Linked DNA regions of Homo sapiens: region 2 is linked to region 1. Evidence: chromatin loops called from intact Hi-C (ENCODE). Cell type or tissue: endothelial cell of umbilical vein. All regions are shown on one strand. Links, peaks and the distances in the headings refer to the core of each region. The heading gives the core; the rest is flanking DNA.

What was found. Hi-C counts contacts between places; a loop is a spot of excess contacts. Peaks named below come from ENCODE experiments on the same cell type or tissue, not always from the same donor. Only the 100,000 strongest peaks of a DNase experiment are listed, where the experiment ranks them.
Region 2: it touches region 1 in a loop (6-fold over the local background); 3 of 110 quality-filtered maps call a loop at or near these places.

What each region holds. Positions count from the first base shown.
Region 1 is chr5:111,695,992-111,701,374 of GRCh38, reverse strand. All of the region lies in intron 2 of STARD4-AS1 (STARD4 antisense RNA 1), which reads right to left. Among named protein-coding and RNA genes, the nearest start is that of NREP, 59 kb to the left of the region's middle. In endothelial cell of umbilical vein, for the core only: a CTCF peak has its summit at 2,801; DNase peaks (open chromatin) are centred at 2,864, 3,184 and 3,964; H3K27ac peaks cover 707 bases.
Region 2 is chr5:111,529,500-111,534,882 of GRCh38, reverse strand. The region is part of intron 1 of STARD4-AS1 (STARD4 antisense RNA 1); the gene reads right to left. LOC124901042 (a long non-coding RNA gene) reads right to left here and starts at 1,574. Exons shown (of 2, transcript XR_007058899.1): 1 at 1-1,574. RefSeq lists enhancers at 4,342-4,391, 3,640-4,839. In endothelial cell of umbilical vein, for the core only: a CTCF peak has its summit at 3,009 (motif pointing left); DNase peaks (open chromatin) are centred at 3,002 and 4,422; H3K27ac peaks cover 2,092 bases.

The DNA of each region.
Region 1 (5,383 bases), core at 126-5,125:
CTGTATTCCTGTATTCATTTCAATAACAGAAAGACCTTTTTTTTTTCTCCTCACCCTGGGAATTCTAGGAGATTTCCCTAAGTTTATTGTCAAACTGCAGAAGCATCTGGAAAGAGTAGACACAGACCGCAGTGGAGTCTTGACATTCTAATGTCATTGAGAAACATTTCTATGTGACTGCTGTCACTTTGTGGAAATGAAAATAAATATAAAGCAGTTGATTATAATAAGGTTAACAAAAGGGTGCTTGCTCCTTCTTGGTTTTAAATTTCCTCTGAAAGAAGAATGCCTTGTGTTTTGGTTTCTTACCAAATACCTATGATTGACCTCCCTTATTTTCAGAATTTACATAGCATCTGTTACTAAATTTTTCAGAAGTAAGTTTGTTTTTCCCTTTTTTTCCAACTATAAAGGCAAAAGGTAACTGGGAAAATAAGTTCAAATGTTTTAAGAAGGTGAAACCATTCCCAAATCACATAGCCAAGAGATAACCTCTTTATTTTCCAAATCTCTCTGCTTATATATATAACACATTATACGTATCTCATGATTTTGATTTCAAAAGTCCAGTTCTTTTAGATATACTGCATGCAACTTACTTTTTTTTTAACTGAACAACATATTGTGAACATTTTTTCATGCCAGTTTATGCATCTCTCGCTTGTTTTGAATGTCTGCTTAGTATTCTGGGTTTTTTTCACTATACCACAATTTAATGAACTAGTACCATATTGAGAGACTTTTAAGTAATTTCCACTCACTCATTATTATAGACAATTCTGCAATGAAAATAATTGCATAAATTATCTTTGTGACCATGTGTAGGCATTGCAGTAGCGAGGCAAGGAAATGGTTTCTCCTCTAGAGCCTCCAGAAGTAAAATTGTAAGGAAAAAGAATAGGCAAAATTAAAGTTTTCAAACCTTTTACCAAACTACCCCCACAAAGATTGTACTAATTTATACAACCACTAAAAGCAAATTTGAGGGCTCCAGTATATTTTAAGCTTCCTATGTATAGGTGCATTGTGCTAAGCCATTGCAGATGGCATGATGCCATATCATGAGTACCTACGCCATATGGAGCTACACCCTGGCCCTGCAGAGTTCACAGGGCCACGTGTGCAGCCCAACCGCTCCGGAGCACAATTCAGTCAGCTACTGCAAGGAAAGCAAACATTTCTTTGGCTTGGCTTTCAAATCAATGAAGCCCTTCTTTGCAGTGGAGCCGAAGTCTGGGGCTCTGACTCAGAGCCACTGGACCCATTTACAAGTTATGGGTGAAATAGCAAGCCTGAAATCTCAGAAAGCTGATGTTTCTAAGATGGAAGGGATGGAGAGGGTTGTGGTTTACTTAAGCCGACCATAAACTTAAGTTCTACTCCTAATTTCATTGTTGAATCATTGAACTCCTAATTTTCATTGTTGAGGAGGAACAAAAAAGAAGTGTAGCTTTATTGGCTTTCAAACTTCAAATACTTTTAAATACACACACATAGTCACCTACACACAAACATACACATATACACATATATATCCCCCAACAAACATACACATATACACACACATACTCACCCACAAACATATACATACACATACAGAGCATATAAAGTACATTTATTCATTCATTAATTCCCATTCACCCAACACTCACTAAGCTGCTATATGCCAGGCATCATACTAGATAAACAGAGAAGGAGGAACTGGTGGGGAACAAGGCTTGTGGCCAAACTGATGCTGTGAATCCATCTCTAGTGGCCACTAAGTGTGTTAATTATTCAGAACCACTTTTCTCTACAGAGTAGAAATTTTTCTTGAGAGGGTGAAGGGCGTGACTGTTGAGCAATGCCTGGGAAAAAGAATGTGGGTCCTGGAGTTTCAAGCATAATTGGGTGAAGAAGTGGGAGGGGCACTCTGTATGCAAGGAGACAAATGCACAGCAACAAGAAAGAACAAGTTAAGGAACAACTGTGGAGAAAGCAAGCAGGGAGGTTTAGGGCAGGCTAAGGAGCATCTCTAATATGGGGCCATGGTGTTTGAACCTTTGTAGGGAAAACACTGAAGGAGTTTGAGGAGGCCAGCAACATCATGTGTCATCTGTATTCCTTTGTTCTCTGAAGAATGAATGTGCAAAGCTACCAAGTGCCATTTAGCTGCTCCAGGGGCTGGCTGGTAAAGAACATGGACAATTCCTGATACAGAAAGACAGGCGTACCCTCGGGCTTTTTGGATGCATAGCTCATGTGTTTAGACCTGTTATTTTGGCATGCAGAAAGCTGACCTGCATGGTTTTGAGTCTAGGGTGGCATAATGGGATGGACAGAATGGTGAAGAAGTACTTGAGGACCATACAGTATACTGTAATGAACACTGAACTGGAAGTCAGGGGACTTGAGTTCTACATACAACTTCCCAGCAATGAGCTATATACCATGCAAACTTAAGCAAATTAATACCATGTGTCTCTGGGACTCAGTTTTCCCACCTGTGAAATAAGGGTGTGAGGTGGACCATGTTTGGCAAGGGTGGGATATGCAGTTCAACTGTGCTGATGACACCTGAAGCATTTTCACTGTGACTCTAGGCCTGGAAACCCTGGGTTTCTGGGCTGACAACGATGCTTATAACAGGCAACATTGTACAGCTCAAGTTTCTCTTCACCCACTCCTCACTAAGTGATCACATGCCTTAGTTTCTTTCTTTGCAAACAACAAGTCACTGAGCAAACCTTACTGGCTATTTGGTCCAACAGCACAAGCCAGGAGTTCAGAGCCAGGACTAATGAATACCACTGCTGAGTTGCCAGATGGGAGGCAGGGGGCACTGTCGGATGGATGGTGTTCTTGAGAACATGGTTCTTTGCTGAAGACTGAGTGGAAGAAAGCAGAAAGGGAGACCACAGAAAGAGGAGAATACAGCAAAGTATGTTTGATCACCTATGCAGAGACACAGTAAATTGAGAAGCAAATAGCTTTAAATAAGCAGCTAAGTTTCTCACAGATTATAAGAAAAACTGGGCTTCAAAAAATTACCGAGTATTCCCCAAAAATTCACGTTTATGATCAACATTAATCTTCAGATTTCAAGGACTGACCATATGAGTCATCCATTAAGCAAGGATTTCTGAAGCAGCCCTGGGCTAAGGGCTCTTCTAGCTGTAGAAATTGGAAATCAAGATTTCACAGGCAACCCAGGGTCAATGTTGAGAGTTCAGTTTGTGTATTTTGTTGGAAAATATTCGAATACCAGGCTTTCTTCCTGAGACTGGATGTGGGGCAGGGAATTTGGCAAGATTTAGAGTTAATTCAAGTTCAGACACTGGCAGGAGAGCGACTTTGACACAGGAAAACCTTTTTGACGGCTAAATATACAGACAACACTGCCTTTCTTCCCTGAAAAACTTTGATGGTTGTGCCTCATTGAAGCCTTCCAGGGAGATTTAACAGAACAATTTCTTGTGGTTCTGTCTAGCTTTTATGATTTGATGAGTTAAATAGGTCTCCCTAGATGTCATCCTCAACCAAGGAGACTAAAGGAGAGCCCAGGGTAATGCCAGGTCATGTTACAGTATAAGAATAAAAGCCACGGGAGACAACTTGGTAGAAAAATCATCATTTTTTAAACTTTGTTTTTTGCTGTTTTGATGCAAGAGAATCAGTGAATTAGAGAAATAAGCCTGGGCCAACTAAGCCTATTACTACAGGGCCTTTGGCTATTACTTGCTGACAGATTGCTTCTGACTCAAAAATTCAGAAATTGCTCACTATTAACTGCATACTTGATGCTTATGCCAATAATATTCTTTGTTCCAGAAAGTAAAATTCGGAAAACTCTGAGGGGACTTTGAAGTAAACTGTGAAGCAAGTGGCATATCAGCATCCTGGATGCTTTGTGTAATTTTCTCTGTCACCATTAACAAGAAGAATGAAGTACTGGCAACCTGCCAGAGAAATGTTCAGTGACGGTTTGAGCGCTTCGCCTTGAGTGCGTTTGAATGAAGTATTGGATGCCTCCAGAGGTATTTGGGAAGTGAGTGTAGGAAGCAGATTTGCCTGCAGCACAACTTGTCATCTCTTAACTGTGCTCCTACATGCTGGGCCTAGAGGCAGGAGCTTCCTTCCTTTCCCGATTTTACCCTTGCAGTCCTTTCCATCCTCCCACTCCTGTGACCTTTAATGTAGGTCTCTCTATTAAAATCTTCTAGAGAAATAGCATCTAGAAGACAGCCTAGGGTTTCTAGAAAGACAGTCAGTTAAAGATGATGCCACGCTTTGCAGAGGGTTAGGGAGAGTATCAGAGTAAGGAGGAAAGAGGCTGTTACCCTGACATCGACGTCCATCATGTCGTTGTGTTTTTCAACACTTTAGGGCTGAAATATGAATGCATTTTAACATCTGTATGAACACCTGTTACGGGCTGAATTGTGCCCCCCACCCTCCCCCAAGTTCATATGTTGAAGCCCTAGTCCCCAGTACTGTGGCTGTATCTGAAGATAAGGTTTTTAAAGAGGTGGTTATAAGGCCATCAGGAGGGGCCCTAATCTCATATGCCTGGAGTTCTTATGAAGAGAAAGAGACACCAGGGATGCACATGAACAAAGGAAAGGCCCTGTGTGAGGACACAGAGAGAAGATGGCCCTCTGCAAGCCAAAGGGAGAGGCCTCAGGGGAAGCCAAGCCTGCCAGCACCTTGATCTTGAACTCCTCAGCCTCCAGAACTGTAAGAAAATAAGTGTCTGCTGTTTAAGCCACCCAGACTGTGGTATTTGTTACGTTAGCCCTAGCAAGTTAATTCAGCTTTAATGCCGGCAAACTCTCCCACTTTCTGGGTAATTTTTCCTTTTAATTCAAACAATGATGACAATAAACAAACATAATAATAGTCCCATTCTGTGCAATGTGGAAATGTGGTCATACAAGATTCTTCTCTACCCTCCTACTATCTTTAAGTAAATTTTGGAGAATTCTCTTAGGAATGCTTTTATGTTCCATTAAACTACTCGGTCATCTCTGGAACCCCCAGCCAGCTTTCTTGCTCTGGACTGGTATTTTTTTTCTCCCAGTCATTCATCTTTTACCATCTCATAACTTGCTTCCTCCTTAGGTATGGACATTAGATTCTCTCATATGGGCATTGCTAATTCCTTGAAGTACCAGCTAAGACTATGCAGCAATGTTTACCAAAGGATTGTTGTAGTACTGGGCATGAAAGGAGGCAATTAAAATGCAAAAAGAGAATATTAAAAACTGCCTTCTAAAGAGGATATCTCCTAGGAGCTCCTCCTAGGGTTTTTCACAGGCTGTCTCATTCCTTAGGCTTCCTGCATTTTACCATGAAGGGCCCACCTAACCTGTATGCATTGCAGGACTGACCTTGTTTTTTAGCC
Region 2 (5,383 bases), core at 279-5,278, 170 kb after region 1:
AAGCAGAAAGCACAGCATTGGTGAAGACCTGGAAACATCATATTTTACTATGTATTTGTGGAGATCTAGATCTAGACATATTTGCTACATCTGTGAGGCTACCATCCTGCCTGCCTACAGCAGCCTTGTGTGCATTTGTATCTGAAGATTTTTCACCTCTACTTCATTGGCAGTACCAGGATTCAGATCCTGCTTCTGAGAATCCCATCCATTGCCTTCTACTCTCTCCCTCCCAGTCTGGAAGACTCTTATTTAAGATCTACATTCTCACTCTTGTTGTACTGCATTTCCCTCTGTTCCCTGCATACAGTCTGTGAGGCAAGTAGCTCTGAGTACAAATCACCCTGCTACAGTCCTTCCCTGGGGTTAGAAAGTAGAGCTGGTTAACTGTCTTAATAGGGAATAAGAATAACGAAAAATTTAGGCAGAAAACATAAATTTTGTGGAAGATATTAACTTATCAGACCAAGTCCAGCCTGTCTCCAAAGCAGTTCTTAATGCCTGAGATTTATTTAGAGGTCTCATATCTGTGATCCCAAAGCCCCACTCCACTCAGCATAATGGGATCTCTGTTCTGGGGTACTCCTGACACTGAGTCTAAAGGTGCAGAATTTTCTTCAGTTTGTTTCTTCTTTAGATCTGTGATGAGAACTCTTCAATGTCCACTCACTCCTTCCCATCTTCTTGAAGAAAAAAATCCTAAGGCGTCTTGTAGTAGTATAGCTCTGCCATTCTATAGAGGGAAATTAGGCCCACAGAACTGTAGGAAAAAACCTAAATGCACGAAGTTTGTCAATTATACAGTCTGGATTAGATGGATTAGAATCCATAACTTTTTTCCTGAGACAAGATCTTGCTCTGTCACCCAGGTTAGAGTACAGTGGCACGATCATAGCTCCCTGTAGCTTCCAGGTCCTGTGCTCAAAAGATCCTCCCACCTCAGGCATGTGCCACCATGCCTGGCTAAGAACCCATAACTCCTTATTTGTTTAGTGCTTGACCTCTCTAAACTATACCCTGAGTATCCATGGGCAACTTGCATGATCATTTGAGGTTTCAGATTTTTTACCTGTAAAATGTGATAATGGTAGCCACTTCACAGGACTGTTGTGAAGAGAAACAAAGTGGGTGAGTACTTGGTGCAGTCTGACAGTTTGTGTTCTACAAAAGCTAGATCTCTTGCCAGTTTTCTTTTTGCCTTTCTCTATCATAGCATTCACCACACTGCACTGACATCATTTATTTATGTCTCTTTCTCAATTCATTGCAAGCTCCTTTGCGAAAAGAATTGGTATTTATTGGATAATCTATTCCTAATATTTCATTCAGTAGAGTTGCCTAGTAAATATTCTTTAAATAAATGAAATGTTAAAGTGCTTAAAAAGAGGTGTGAACATAGCCACCGACTTTATGGGCACCAAAACAGCTTAAAAATAACCCTCCCTCAGGAAAGGAGGAATGGGGAACTATTGTTTAATAACTAGCACACAGAGTTTCTATTTGGGATGATGAAAAAGTCCTGAAAATGGATAGTGGTGATGGTTGCACAACTTTGTACTAAATACCACTAAGTTGTACACTTAAAAATAGTTAAAACGGTGAATTTTATGTTTTATATAGTTTACCACATTTTTTAAAAAGCCTCTGAGAAGTTTCATTTATAGAGAACACTTTGTAGTATTATAGGAAGAAGAATAGAGTCCACGTTTAGACCAGTTGGAGACTTGGTCTCTATCTGGAAGTTACTTTCTCTTCTCTCCTCTAACAAAAGGGAGATGGAATGTGATTCTCTCTCCATCTCTACAGCTGTGCCAGGCAGAGGCAGCAGCAAGAGCTACAGAGACATTCTTCCTGCACATGCAAACAGAGTTATTCCTGAGCACGAAATGACTGGTGACAGCCATCTCCAGGAGAATATATCAGAAAACTTTAAATACAGTCACCAACCCTATAATTCAAACCCAAACGTTTAGGACCTGCAGATACAGAGACTAAAAATATTTTGTATTCGTAAATTAGAGCACTGACCCCATAGGCACTTAGGCCTTCTCTTAAACTTGCACAGGCTGCTGGATGAGTCTCTGACAACCTCCCCAGCAACCAGCCTTTCTTCTGCCTTCATCTTCCTGCTTCAGCCTGTGTCCCAATTGTGTTAGTCTATAGCATTCACTGTCCACCACCAACAGAACAGTTAGCCAGAGGGAGGCTGGAGTTATCTATTGTTAGGTAGCATTGGGGTGGAAAGACCAATATTCGCCGTATCCAGAGTGCACATGTCAGGTAAGCAGTACCTCTTACACAACACTACCTTTGCCAGGTTTCTTGTTGTCTGGGTGTGCAGGCAGGCTATGGAGGTCCTCAGAAACACTGCCTACCTCTTCTGACAAGCCCCTTGGGCTCTAAGAGGAAGAGTTGTGACTCCTAGTTCGCTTTCTCTCCTGTCTTTCTATTTGCTGAAGGAGAAAATATGACTTAAGCAATACTGAACGTTTGTTTAAAATACAAAAATTTCTTGGTGATTAAAAAATTATAGCTAGTGTTGGCCGGGCGCAATGGCTTACGCCTGTAATCCCAACACTTTAGATGGCCGAGGTGGGCAGATCACCTGAGGTCAGGAGTTCAAGACCAGCCTGGCCAATATGGTGAAACCCTGTTTCTACCAAAAATACAAAAATTTGCCAGGTGTGGTGGCACGTGCCTGTAATCCCAGCTACTCGGAAGGCTGAGACAGGAGAACTGCTTGGACCCGGGAGGCGGAGGTTGCAGTGAGCCTCGCACCGTTGCACTCCAGCCTGGGCAACAGAGTAAGACTCCATCTCCATAAAAAAAAAAAAAAAAAAAAAAAAAAAAATATATATATATATATATATATATATAGAAAGAGAGAGAGAGAGAGAGAGAGAGAGAGAGAGAGAGAGAGAGAGAGAGGGAGAGAGAGAGAGAGAGCGCGCTAGTGTTTTATAGCCACCTAGTGGCCGAAATTGGGCTTTGCAATTGGAAATTCAATTTTCACTCAAAACATTAGCTCTAAATTAATTTTGCTATTTAAATACTTTATTTGCCATCTAAATACTTCTTTAAGAGAGATAACGTATGGAAGCTTAGATTAACTAAGGGGATGAAACATGAGGAAGCCAAATTTCAGAATGCTTCCTAAAGAGCCTCTAAACTTCTGGGTTCTCCAAATGTACACATGACTGAGTCTTGGTTCTTAAGGTATGATGATAATGATAACAATAGGTATATTAGCATAGCTAACATCATTTGAGTGCCTAGTATGTACCAGGTAATATTCTGAATGCTTTTTGGTAGTATTTATTTAATCTCTGCAACAACTCTATGATATAAATTCTCTTATGCTCAATTCTTAAAAGAGAAATCTAAGACAGAAGTGAAACACTTTGTCCCAAGACCAACAGCTATTAACTAGTAAGATCAAGATATTCTTTTTCGGCCGGGCATGGTGGCTCACGCCTGTAATCCCAGTACTTTAGGAGGCCGAGGCAGGCGGATCACGAGGTCAGGAGATCGAGACCACGGTGAAACCCCGTCTCTACTAAAAATATAAAAAATTAGCCGGGCGTGGTGGTGGGCGCCTGTAGTCCCAGCTACTCGGGAGGCTGAGGCAGGAGAATGGCGTGAACCCGGGAGGCGGAGCTTTCAGTGAGCCAAGATCGCGCCACTGCACTCCAGCCTGGGCGACAGAGCAAGACTCCTTTTCAAAAAAAAAAAAAAAAGAAAAAGATTTTTTTTTCCTGTTTGATTAACTTTTATTTTAGGTTCGGGGGTACATGTGCAAGTCTGTTACATAGGTAAACTCGGGTCACAGGGGTTTGTTGTACAGATTATTTCATCAGCCAGGTACTATGCCCGGTATCCAATAGTTATTTTTTCTGTTCCTCTCCCTCCTCCCAACCTTCACCCTCAAGTAGGCCCCAGTGTCTGTTGTTCCTTTCTTTTTGTATCCATGGGTTTGTATCATTTAGCTTATAAGTAAGAACGTGTGGTATTTGGTTTTCTGTTCCTGCATTAGTTTGCTAAAGATAATGGTCTCCAGCTCCACCCATGTTCCCGCAAAGACATGATCTTGTTCTTTTCTATAAAGCCAAGATTTAAGATCCAACAATCCAGTTCTAGAATCTTAAGCCTCTTTAGCATAGGGTAAATATGTACATCAAGTACAATTACGGCAGTGGAATCAAATAGGCTCTCCTGCAATCTCAAACTTGCTTATACTTTAACTCATATATGGTTAGGTTTCAAACACGTGGGAGAGACAGAAGAACCCTAGGAATTTAGAGATGGAACTTGATAAAGGCATTTCTCAGAAGAATTTCAGACAGCAGGAACTTGACTTCAAAGGTTGGTGTGACGTGGGCAGACACAGAGGGGGAAGCACAGCCCAAGTACGAGCGGACGGCAGGATGGGTGGAGGCAGCAATGCAATGGAGTGAGGAGAGGAAGTGTGGGTGAGTCAGCAGAAGGATGTGATGAGGCGGAGAATGGGGGCACTCGCGTGGGGACAGAGGAAAGGCAGGAAGGTCAGATTGGGCCATGTTGTTCATGTACGATCTTCATGTCAGATGAAGAAGTTAGATCTTTAGCTCAACGGTTATATGGAACTATTGAGAGTTTAAAAATGATATTTATAGCCTTTATAATTTTTCAAAGCAAGTGTGCCCACTGTGAAATATTTGGAAACCAAGGAAGACACAAAGCTAAAAGACTATCTGTAACTCTCTCTTTGTTAATATTTGGAATATATCTTTCAGTCTTCATACCACACACATAAATTTTCCCCCAAAACAATATTTACTGTATTTTATATAATAATTATAGAGTATTTTAATGTTTCGGTTTTGTCATTTATTATAGTACATGTCTATTATAAATAAATAACAAAATAGAAGCAAAAACACTAAAAGCAAAACTAAAATTATAAAAATTCTAGGCTCTTACTATTATTTTTATTGTATATGTGTATGTGTATATATGCATCCTTTTGAAAAAATATAGATCCCGTTAAAAAATAGAATAATAATTTACCTACTGTTTAAGACCCTATACTCTTCTCTTAATATATCAGGAAAATCTCGATATGTTGACATGTGCATTTTTATAGCAAAATTTAATACCTGCATCCTATACAAAATAATTTATACGATCTCATATTTTTAAATTGCCTTTATGTCTTTGTTGAAAATCAGTTAATTATGTAAGTATAGGTCTATTGCTGGGCTATTTCATTGACCTATTTGTCTATCTTGATTGAATATCATAATTTTGATCAATGTAACTTTATACCAAGATGTGAAGACAGGAAGTAAAAGTTAGATAACTTAGTTCTTCTTTTTAAAAGTTGTTTTGGCTATTCTATGCCCTT